Linked DNA regions of Homo sapiens: region 1 is linked to region 2. Evidence: read pairs that join two places in POLR2A ChIA-PET (ENCODE). Cell type or tissue: PC-9. All regions are shown on one strand. Each heading gives the region's core, and the rest is flanking DNA. Links, peaks and the distances in the headings are about the cores only.

The links. ChIA-PET counts read pairs that join two places held together with the same protein. Peaks named below come from ENCODE experiments on the same cell type or tissue, not always from the same donor. Only the 100,000 strongest peaks of a DNase experiment are listed, where the experiment ranks them.
Region 1: POLR2A ChIA-PET joins it to region 2 with 6 read pairs; 2 of 35 experiments call an interaction of 5 or more read pairs at or near these places.

Annotation. Positions count from the first base shown.
Region 1 is chr7:15,052,155-15,057,538 of GRCh38, reverse strand. No RefSeq gene overlaps it. Among named protein-coding and RNA genes, the nearest start is that of DGKB, 150 kb to the right of the region's middle. In PC-9, for the core only: no CTCF peak of the experiment used is centred there; no DNase peak of the experiment used is centred there.
Region 2 is chr7:16,650,114-16,655,497 of GRCh38, reverse strand. The region is part of intron 1 of BZW2 (basic leucine zipper and W2 domains 2); the gene reads right to left. Among named protein-coding and RNA genes, the nearest start is that of BZW2, 6.6 kb to the right of the region's middle. In PC-9, for the core only: no CTCF peak of the experiment used is centred there; a DNase peak (open chromatin) is centred at 2,397; H3K27ac peaks cover 998 bases.

The DNA.
Region 1 (5,384 bases), core at 228-5,227, 1.6 Mb after region 2:
GTGGTGACCAGAGTAAAGTTAAAAGTTTATACACTTGCCAGCATTCCTCCCCACACAGCTCTACTGATGGTCTGTTCTGGTTACCAGATACTTGTTTTGTTTCACGGTTGGACGCTCCTAGAGTCTGGGCAGGAAGTTGTAGTCCGCAGGTTTCCACCAGAGGAAGAGCTGCAGTGGCCACTGGATCTATGGAAGGTCTACCAATGACCACAAAAGCTCTTTCCAGCTACTCGTATGGCCACTGCATGGTGTGCTGGTGGTGTCATTTGAATTACGGACACAAGGCTAAGTCTGTTTGGGATTCCCTTGAAAATTTTGGTGTGTGCTGCTTTGTTTTTATTGTGAAGAGCCAACATGACTATGAAGGGAAAGGAGGTAGCACAGAGACTTGCTGACTGAGTTAAAGAGAGAAATGTAAAGACAGCGGGAATATTAGACTCATTAATAAAGCTTTTGAGTTGGCCGGGTGCCGTGGCTCACGCCTGTAATCCCAGCACTTTGGGAGGCTGAGGTGGGCGGATCACGAGGTCAGGAGATCGAGACCATCCTGGCTAACAGGGTGAAACCCCGTCTCTACTAAAAACACAAAAATAAAATAAAAATTGGCATGGCTGCGTGCGCCTGTAGTCCCAGCTACTCGGGAGGCTGAGGCAGGAGAATCACCTGGGCCGCGGAGATGGAGCTTATAGTGAGCTGAGATCGTGCCACTGCATTCCAGCCTGGACAACAGAGGGAGACTCCTCAAAAAAAATAAAAATAAAAATAAAAAAAATAAAGCCTTTGAGTTATCTAGTCACTTGCAGTGGTGGTCAGTCCTCTGATGTTACAAACTCTGTGTTTGGCAATACCTACTAATGGTACAGACAGGTCCATCTTTTCACTGGGGGATACAGAAGAGCCTCATGACCAAGAACAGAAGAGCCAATTCCACAAAATTTTATTTCCCGGAGTGATAATGGCTCGTCGGAGTGAAAGATAGACACAGTCATTCGAAAGAGGCATCACAATCCCAACAGTGCCAAGGAACTGAGGCCAAAATATATTAATGTCATTTCAGAAGACTATAGGACAATATCAGAGAAAAGTTATTAATGGTTTTGATAAAAAATGTTCAGCTTCAAGAAGCTCTTTGTCCGAGAAGCTGCTGGAAGAAAAGAATGTGGGACCTAAAGGGACAGAAAATGTGTTAGAAAACATCAAAACACAAAGGGAAAAAGAGGCCAATTGTAAAGAGAATCAGTAAAAATCTCTAATGGACTCTGCGCTGAAGATGATAAACTTATCTTCTCCTTTTAGAGAAGATTACACAGATGATGACAAATTGACATCTCCTTTTAGAGAAGATTACACAGATGATGACAAATTGACATTAGACAAAAAGGGTTTCAGAAAATGGAAACCAAGATTATCAGTCAAATATCAATTTGAAGAAGCTCGTTAATGCTGTTAATTTAAATATTTTCTTTAAAAAAAAACTTAAAAGAGAAAAACAAGCAGTATTTTAAGAATTCCCAATTAGAGCAGTGCAGTGAGAAATGCACTATTTAAAATTGAGATTCAAAAGCTTCCTTTGAAACTCCAGACACTGCTTGAACTAAATCAAGAATGTGAAATCAAACTTTGCAGAAAATCAATGGAGGAGGAAATGTATCACTTAGAAATAGAGGAGAAACTTCCCAAATTATATGAAAGCATCATCCTTTTACATCAAAACCCTGACTCCTATGGGAAGATGTCTGAAGGCTTGGAGAAACAATTGGACAGTTTCATTTAATCAAAGGTGGATCATCTCTCATGAGAAAATAGCTCAAGAAAGCTTGTTAGCTGTTGTTATGACCAAGAGAGTGCAATGATCTAAGAAAACAAGATGGTCACAACATGCAAAAATTGTCTGAATTAGAGTTTGAAATCCAACTTTTCCCAAGTGACCTCTTTGCACCTACTGTTCCACGTGTAGCCCAGTGTGGTGGCCAGAGAGTATCAGGTCGGCTCCTGAATCTTCAGGTTCCCTGAGGAGTAGGAGGGGTGAGATGTGATAGCTCAAGGATGCAGAGTGATGTGCAGATTTGACTGAGGTTTCCAGCAGCTAAATCCTGAATATCCACATACTTAGCCAGATATCTGATATATTGTATCCATTTAAATTAATTCTGATTGACACCTTTTGATTTAACTTCTTACTTAATTGATGCTGCATTTTCTCTATTGAACTTTTATGTATTAATAATGATAAAATATTGTTTTCAGAATATAGATGGTTTCAATATAGTTCTTAAGAGCATATTATTTCATTTTATCATACTTTCTAGAATTGGATCATATAAGTATTGCACTTTAACTTACTTAAACTATAATTGAAGTTGAACCCAATCAGGAAACAATGGAAACATTAAAGATCTTTTCCATATGCTGTGAGATGTGATAACAAAAAGTAATATTTACCTCAATAACTGTTGATTGTTGTTAAACACGTCAAGAAAACAAAGAAGCTAAATTAAACACAACCAAATCCCCAGCCTAATTTGTAAATACTTGTGTTTATTTATTCCTAATTTTATAAATTAAGTTTAGGAAGTTGATAGTGTTGTAACTGAGCGAGTTAGAAAAACGCCACACTTTGAGATGAATTAAGAGTCCTTTATTAGCCGGCGACCGAGAGACGGCTAACGCTCAAAATTCTCTCAGCCCCGAGGAAGGGGCTTGATTAACTTTTATACCTTGGTTTAGGAAGGGGAGCGGGTGGGGTGGGGGGGTGGCGGTCTAGTTAAAACAATTTTACAGAAGTTAAGTAGTCAAAAAGTTAAAAGGATAAATGGTTACAGGAAAGTAAACAGTTCCAGGTGCAGGGGCTTTAAGACTATTACAAGGTGATAGACGCGGGGCTTTGGGTGTTATCAATCAGACGAATTCTTGGGGACTGCGGATATAGCTTGCCACAGTATCTTATCAGTTAATTGCATTCTTGGGTGTGCTGGGAGTCAGTTTGCACAAGTTAAGTCCTTGAGGAAGGGGCTGCCAGTGAAGGAGCCAAGATGGAGTCTGTCTGGCTCTCTTAGTTAAGGGAGAGTCAATGCAGGTGGAAACAAGGCTAGATGATTAAAGGAAAAGGGACAGTCTAAAAACAGGGTTAGTAAAAACAAGGTTGGGCATTACAATAGTTGTTGATATGGTTTGGCTCTGTGTCCCTACCCAAATTTTGTCTTGAATTGTAATCCCTGTGTGTCTGGGAGAGACTTGGTGGGAGGTAATTGGATCAAGAGTCCTGAGGCAACCCCTGCCATGAGAAACTGTGAGTCAATTAAACCTGTTTTCTTTATAAATTATGCGTCTGAGGTAGTTCTCTGCAGCAGTGTAAAAACAGACTAAAACAGAAAATTGGCACCAGGAGTGAGGTGCTGCTATAAACATAACCATAAAATGTGGAAGGGCCTTTGAAGCTGGGTAATGGGCAGAGGTTTGAACAGTTTGGAGGGCTAAGAAGAGGACAAAAAGGTGAGGGAAAGTTTGGAACTTCCTAGAGAGTTGTTAAATTGTTTTGATCAAAATGCTGATAGTGATGTAGACAATGAAGTCCTGGCTGAGGTGGTCTCAGATGGAGATGAGAAACTTATTGGGAAATGGAGCAGAGGTTACTCTTGCTATGCTTTAGCAAAGAGACAGGTGGCATTTCCCCCCTGCCCTAGACATCTGTGGAACTTTAAGCTTGAGGGAGATGATTTAGGGTATCTTGCAGAAGGAATTTCTAAGCAGCAAAGCATTCAAGGGGTGACCTGGCTTTTTCTGAAAGTGTACAGTCATATGCACTCAGAAAAAGATTATCTGAAACTGGAACCTATGTTTAAAAGGGAAGCAGAAGATAAAAGTTTGGAAAATTTGTAGCCTGACCTTGCAGTGAAAAGAAAAACCCATTTTCTGGGGAGAAGTTCAAGCCATTAGCTGTAGAAATTTACATAACTAAAGAGAATCTAAATGTCAATAGCCAAGACAATGTGGAAAATGTCTCCAGGGCATTTCAGAGATCTTCATGGCACCCCATCCCATCACAGGCCCAGAGGCCTAAAAGGGACAAATGGTTTTGTGGGCTAGGTCCAGGGCCTCACTGCTCTGTGCAGCCTCAGGACATGGCACCCTGTTTCCCAGACTCTCTAGCTCCAGCTGTGACTAAAAGGGGCCAAGGTACAGCTCAGGCCATTGCTTCAGAGGATGTAAGCTCCAAGCCTTGGCAGCTTCTGTGGGGTGTTGGCCCTGTGGATGCACAGAAGACATGAGTTGAGCTTTGGAAGCCTTCACCTAGATTTCAGAGAATGTATGGAAATGCCTGGGTGTCCAGGCAGAAGTCTGCTGCAGGAGAGAAGCCTTCATGGAGAAGTTCTACTAGGGCAATGCAGAGGGGAAAATGTAGGGTTGAAGCCCTCACACAGAGTCCCAACTGGGTCACTAACTACTGGAGTGATTAGACAAGGGCCACCATCCTCCAGACCCCAGAATGGTAGATCCACTGACAGCTTGCACCATGCACCTGTATAAGCCACAGAAATGGCCGGGCATGGTGGCTTGTGCCTGTAATCCCAGCACTTTGGGAGGCCGAGGCAGGTGGATCATCTGAGGTCAGGAATTTGAGACCAGCCTGGCCAACATGGTGAAACCCTGTCTCTACTAAAAATATAAAAAAATTAGCCAGGCATGGTGGTGAACACTTGTAATCCCAGCTACTTGGGATGCTGAGGCAGGAGAATCACTTGAACCCAGGAGGCAGAGTTTGCAGTGAGCCGAGAGTGCACCATCGCACTTCAGCCTGAGTGATACAGTAAGACTATGTCTAAAAAAAAAAAAAGAAAAGAAAGAAAAAGAAAAAAAGCTACAGAAACTCAACTCCAGCCCAAGAAAGCAGCTGTGGAGGCAGTACCCTGCAGAGCCACATGGGTGAAGCCCACCTCTTGTATTGAGCATGCCCTGGATATGAGACATGGAGTCAAAGGAGATTATTTTGGAGCCTTAAGATTCAATGACTACTCTGTTGGGATTTAGACTTGCAACAGGGCTATTGCCCATTGGTTTGGGCCAATTTCTCCCATTTGGCATGGGAGAATTTACCCAATGCCTGTACCCTGTGGACACTAATGTCCCCCAGAAGCCCTCTTTATTTTCAACCCACATGCATGCAATCAAAAGTAACTAAGTTGCTTTTGATTTTACAGGTTCATAAGCAGAAGGGACTTCTCTTGTCTCAGATGGGAATTTGGATTTGGAGTTCAGGGGACTGTTGAGAAGGAATAATTGTATTTTGCAATGTGAGAAGGACATGAGTTTTGGGAGGGGCAAGGGATGGAATGATATGGCATGGCTCTGTGTTCCTACCCGAATCATCTTGAATTGTAATCCCC
Region 2 (5,384 bases), core at 126-5,125:
AATGTAATGAATATGCTAATCACCCTGATTTAATTATTACACAATGTATATGTATATGGAAACACCACACTGTACCCCACATATGAAAAATTACTATATGTCAGTTAAAAACAAAAATGTTACATAGTAACTTAAGTAATTTAAAAAAACATTTTCCAGCATTTACCCATCAAAGTAATTTCTTCCTTCAATAAAGAAAAACTATGAACTAATAATGCTTCCATTAAACAAAACCCCTTTTAATTAATAGATTTATGAAACTTTTTTTAGAATTTCCTCTGGAGTCTACAGATCATTCTTTTGACTATACTCAATGATGAGAAATTTCCTTGTTTGATAGAGGATTTAATTTTAGAAAGTCGCCAGAGATCATTCAGAGTCTAATCCATTGAAAAAAGTAGGTGGCCACTTTGAAGCTATCTGGTGTGTCCAACCAGGTTTTTATGACAAAATACTGAACAGAAGCAAAAAAGTAGGTGATTAAGCTGAGAAACAACAGCATCTTTATTTGAAAGTGAGAGGTAACCTTTAAAAATCACTGATTATAAGGTCAGCTCATCATGTATATTATAGAATATTTAAGGAAAAATTAGAAAAAATCTATCAGTCTAACTTTCAGTAATGACCACTGTTCACACTTAAACACAGTATAGTATACAGGCTGGGCACGGTGGCTTATGCCTGTAATCCCAGCACTTTGGGAGGCTGAGGCAGGCGGATCACCTGAGGTCAGGAGTTTGAGACAAGCCTGGGCAACATGGTGAAACCGTGTATCCACTAAAAAAAAAAAAAACAATTAGCCAGGCATGGTGTTGCACGCCTGTAACCCCAGCTACTTGGGAGGCTGAGGCATGAGAATCACTTGAACCCTGGAGGCAGAGGTTGCAGTGAGCCAAGATCATGCCACTGTATCACAGCCTGGCTGACAGAGCAAGACTCCGTCTCATAAATAAATAAATATCATCCGTTTTTTTTTGGGGGGGGGGGGTTATATACAGAAAAAAATTAAAATTAAATTCTACCATCTTTTCTCATATTATGCTAAAATACAATTTAAAAATGATTTGCATTTGGACTTGGAGTTATATAACTTGATTCAGTGATATTCTCTGAATCTTTATTTTAAAAGTCATCTGTTCCATTGCATCACTTTAGGAAAAGCAGAAACTCTTATAGAGAAGGAAATGTCCTTGAAATTTGTTAATAATATTATAATTTTAAGCTTAGAAAAAAGCAAGATGGTCTCTATATTATTATTATTACTTTTTGAGACAGAGTCTTACTCTGTCACCCAGGCTGGAGTGTAGTGGCACAATCTCAGCTCACTGCAAACTCTGCCTCCCTTGGATTCTCGTGCCTCAGTCTCCCAAGTAATTAATTTTTGTATTTTTTTTTTTTTTTTTTTTTTTTTTTTGTAGAGATGGGGTTTTGCCATGTTGGCCAGGCTGGTCTCGAACTCCTGGCCTCAAGTGATCTGCCCACCTTGGCCACCCAAAGCGATGGGATTACAGGCATGAGTCACCATGCCCAGCCAGTCTCTATATTATTTTAACTAGTGATTTAAAACTTTAAAGTAATAACACACTGATGGCAAAAACAAAACAAAATCAAACAAACAAAAAACCCCAACACAGTACAGAAGGGTAGTGCTCTTCCCAATCTTTCACTCTTGACCTTATATCCTAGCCCCACTCCATGGAGATGATAATAATTTAAACCCTTTAACATCATCCTATGTAACCTTTTAGAAAATGCCTATGCATTCGAGATTTTCACCTCCACTGAAGACAAAAGTAATATTTATTATTAATGAGTATTCTCATCTCCAATGTTCCTTCCTCCAGAAAAGTGCTTTTTCACTGGAAGATACCTAAATACATGTTGAGCTTTACATAGTAGAGGAGAAAGATGATTTTATATGAGATTTACTTTCCACCTAGAGGAAAGGAGCTATGGACAGCACACACAACACTGGCCTTGCTAACTGAGGTGAGGAGAACCAGGAGATGAAAATCAGCAAGAAGTGGAGTGGCAATGCCAGAGAGCAAGTTAGTTTAAGACAGACACAAAACTGATGGGAGTGTTGGTGACTATTACTCCAGTGGGAAGTCAGAAGACAAGTTATTAAAGTAAAAGAGTGTTGAAGTGTTTGCCTCTCTTCAGAGGATTTTTAATCATGGAAAAGAGGAAAATAAAATCTTCAGAAAAAAAAGAAATAAAAAGAAAAGTAAGGCCTAGACTGGTAGACAGTGAGAGAATTCTGTTTTGGAGCAATTGCTTAAAAATCGTAATAGTGGACCTTCAGGAAGCTCAAAGGTGGTGGTGGGCATGAGTCCAAATATTGGCTCACTTACTAGTTCTCTCAACCAAGAAACTCCCATCCTCCCAGAAGGGGACCTGCCCAAGCCTGTCTAGCAGGTGAAGCTTTATTTGAAGGGCTACACACACACACACACACACACAAAGTTACTTTCCATATGCATGCTTATTACATAATGAGAGCATGAACTGGATAGAAATGCCAAGCCTAGTCTAGGGCACGCTGATGACATGGGACTGGATTCCCCAACACAACTTTACAGAAGTGGACCATACAAAATTGAATTAAAGGAAATAAAAAAGAACTAGTACAGAGCTACAAGCTCTCTGAATCATACATTTTAAAAAGGTTTAAGCCAGGTATGGTGGCTCATGCCTGTAATCCCAGCACTTTGGGAAGCCAAGGCGGGCGAATCACCTGAGGTCAGGTGTTCGAAACCAGCCTGGCCAACATGGTGAAACCCCGTCTGTACTAAAAATACAAAAATTAGCCAGGCATGGTGGCAGGCGCCTGTAATCCCAGCTACTCGGTAGGCTGAGGCAGGAGAATCACTTGAACCCAGGAGACAGAGGTTACAGTCAGCCAGTCAGCCGAGATCACACCATCGCACTCCAGACTGGGCAACAACAGCGAAACTCCGTCTCAAAAGAAAAAGGTTTAAACCTACAGAGAATCATTCATTTATTTGTTTGCCAAATATACCAGGTCTGGTACTAGTCAATAGGGATGCAGCAAGCACTAAATCAGGCAAATTTCATGGAGGTCACTTTCTAGCAGGTGGAGCTTTGTTCCAAGTATTGCACAATCGGGCAGAACAAGTTAGCAAGCACTGATTGTCTCCAGTATGTTTAAAGACAACATATGATGCATTCGAGATGCAGTTGTGTTTATTAACGTTTTAATAATTAAGTGCGTGTTTTTTTACTTTGTAACTTACAAGTGGCATCCACGCGGAATGGAATACTTTGAAAACCATGGATGTAAGCCCAGTCCCTAAGCTAACCTTCAGATAAGGCACTGAGATGTCAAACCACTTGGCTGAGGTCAGGAATTCCATTCTAGCATTGGTAAGACAGTGGAGATCAAAGCAGAACGATCCCTGCCCATCTGGAGCTTATGTACATGGAAGAGTTGGGGCCAGAACCTGATCCACTGTCTCCACTCAGTGCATTTTCCAAGGAGCCAACTAAAGCTGTTGCAATGTCTTAGAGAATTATTTATATGATTCTCGAAGACAGCTTTTTCATTATTTGCCTCATAAATTTTATAGTTTGGAATAAGATGGAGTAGCGCATAAATATTAATTTAAAGTTGAGTTCAGCACTTGGATAAATTGAATTAGCATATGTTACTTCCAAAATACCAAAGAGTTCTCCATAGAGTTCTATTAAGCGGTGGGGGGGAAAAGGCATTTATCTTTAGAGAGAGAATTTAACAATATTGCCTCTTAGGGACATACGAATATTAGAAAATTTATGGCACCATAATTTCTAGCACTATAGGATACAGTTTTTAAATTGTTTCCTGCAGAAGCTCAACTCTAACACAAACACAATCTTCACACTCCCAAATACTAACACCGCATCCTTTTCCTCCAGCCAGCAGTTTCCTCTGCACCGACAACTAGGGGTTCTCTTTCCTGTTTATAATAGTCCCATTCAATTACCTTGTTCACTGAGAAAAACATATAACATTTCTTTTTTCTTCTTAGAAATGACCATAAATCCAGGTTAGTTTGAAAACCATTAAAGTCTTCTGTGTGGATATATAAAAAGGATGACAGTAGAATATCATCCAATAGTAGCTTATGATATATTCTCTACAGTGCTAAACGTTATTATCCCTTATTATTCATCTCTGCCCCAGGGCTTTTCTTGAGATTTATTTAGAAGTCCTCAAAAATAACAGTACACCTGTTATATTTTTTAAAGTTCTCATCTAGCATAAAAATAAGTTGAGATGTAAAAAGAAAATATAATGCTACATCTGACACAAAAAATAATTCTACATCTTAAGTTATTGTTTTCCTACTAAAATATTAATATTTTCAGAATGGAATTAAAGATAGCCAAAGGATTATACTATCTTAAATATTAATACAGGGCATTATTCTTTCTTTTTGTCATTATACTTTTTTCCTTTAATTTTTGAATAAACTTAAAAAACATCAATGGAAACACCTATTGCTAAAAATCAAGAAAGAATAATGAGAACATTATCTTTTTGGCATTTAACCTTAAAGAATGGTTCATTCAATGAGTTATTCAAATCTTTATTTTCAAAATAGATAGTTTACAAATATGACTACCTGAACAATTTTGGCACTCTTCACTTAATACACGCCAAATTTAGAACGGGGCAAATCATTCCACTCGGCACCTAACTGCCCAAAAGATACTTGCTAAAGAGCGCCATGGCCTCAATACACAGAAATGAGTGAGTTAAGAATGAAAAGTATTCTTGTTTATGACCTGCTAAGATTGGTGGATTTCATATTAATTAAATATTCTTGTAAAATCCCAAAGTCTAGGATGACATGTTATAAAGGACATTTAATATATCTAAAACACAATAAAAAATTGTAAAGATCAAAAAATCAGTTTAAAAAATTGCACAAATTAGAAAGTAGGTGTCAGATTAAGTATTCAGCTAAGCAAACACTGAGTAAGAACCTACCAGTCACACCCTGTCCTGGGCCTGCTCCTGATTTTCCTAGACTAATACTTATCCTATCAGTGCTGACATTGCTCGAAACAGTTTTGGTACTCTTTTTTTTTGGAATGCCTTCTGAGTTGGATTATGACGCACAGAAGAACATCAGTATCTCCACTTCATTCACCTCTTGATTTTCTCAGTTAAACTAAATGTATCTGTACCCCTTCTTCAGAATTTTCTTTTCAAAAAAGATGAAGATTAACTACCAGTAAGATATTCATCAATTTGTTCTACAAGCACTGAGTAATGCCACCAACCTTTTACTTTTTGGAGAAGTTAAAATGTGATGTCAAATGTTTATGGAAACGCATTGTTCACAAGACAGTTCTTTGCAGATTTAGGTGTAACT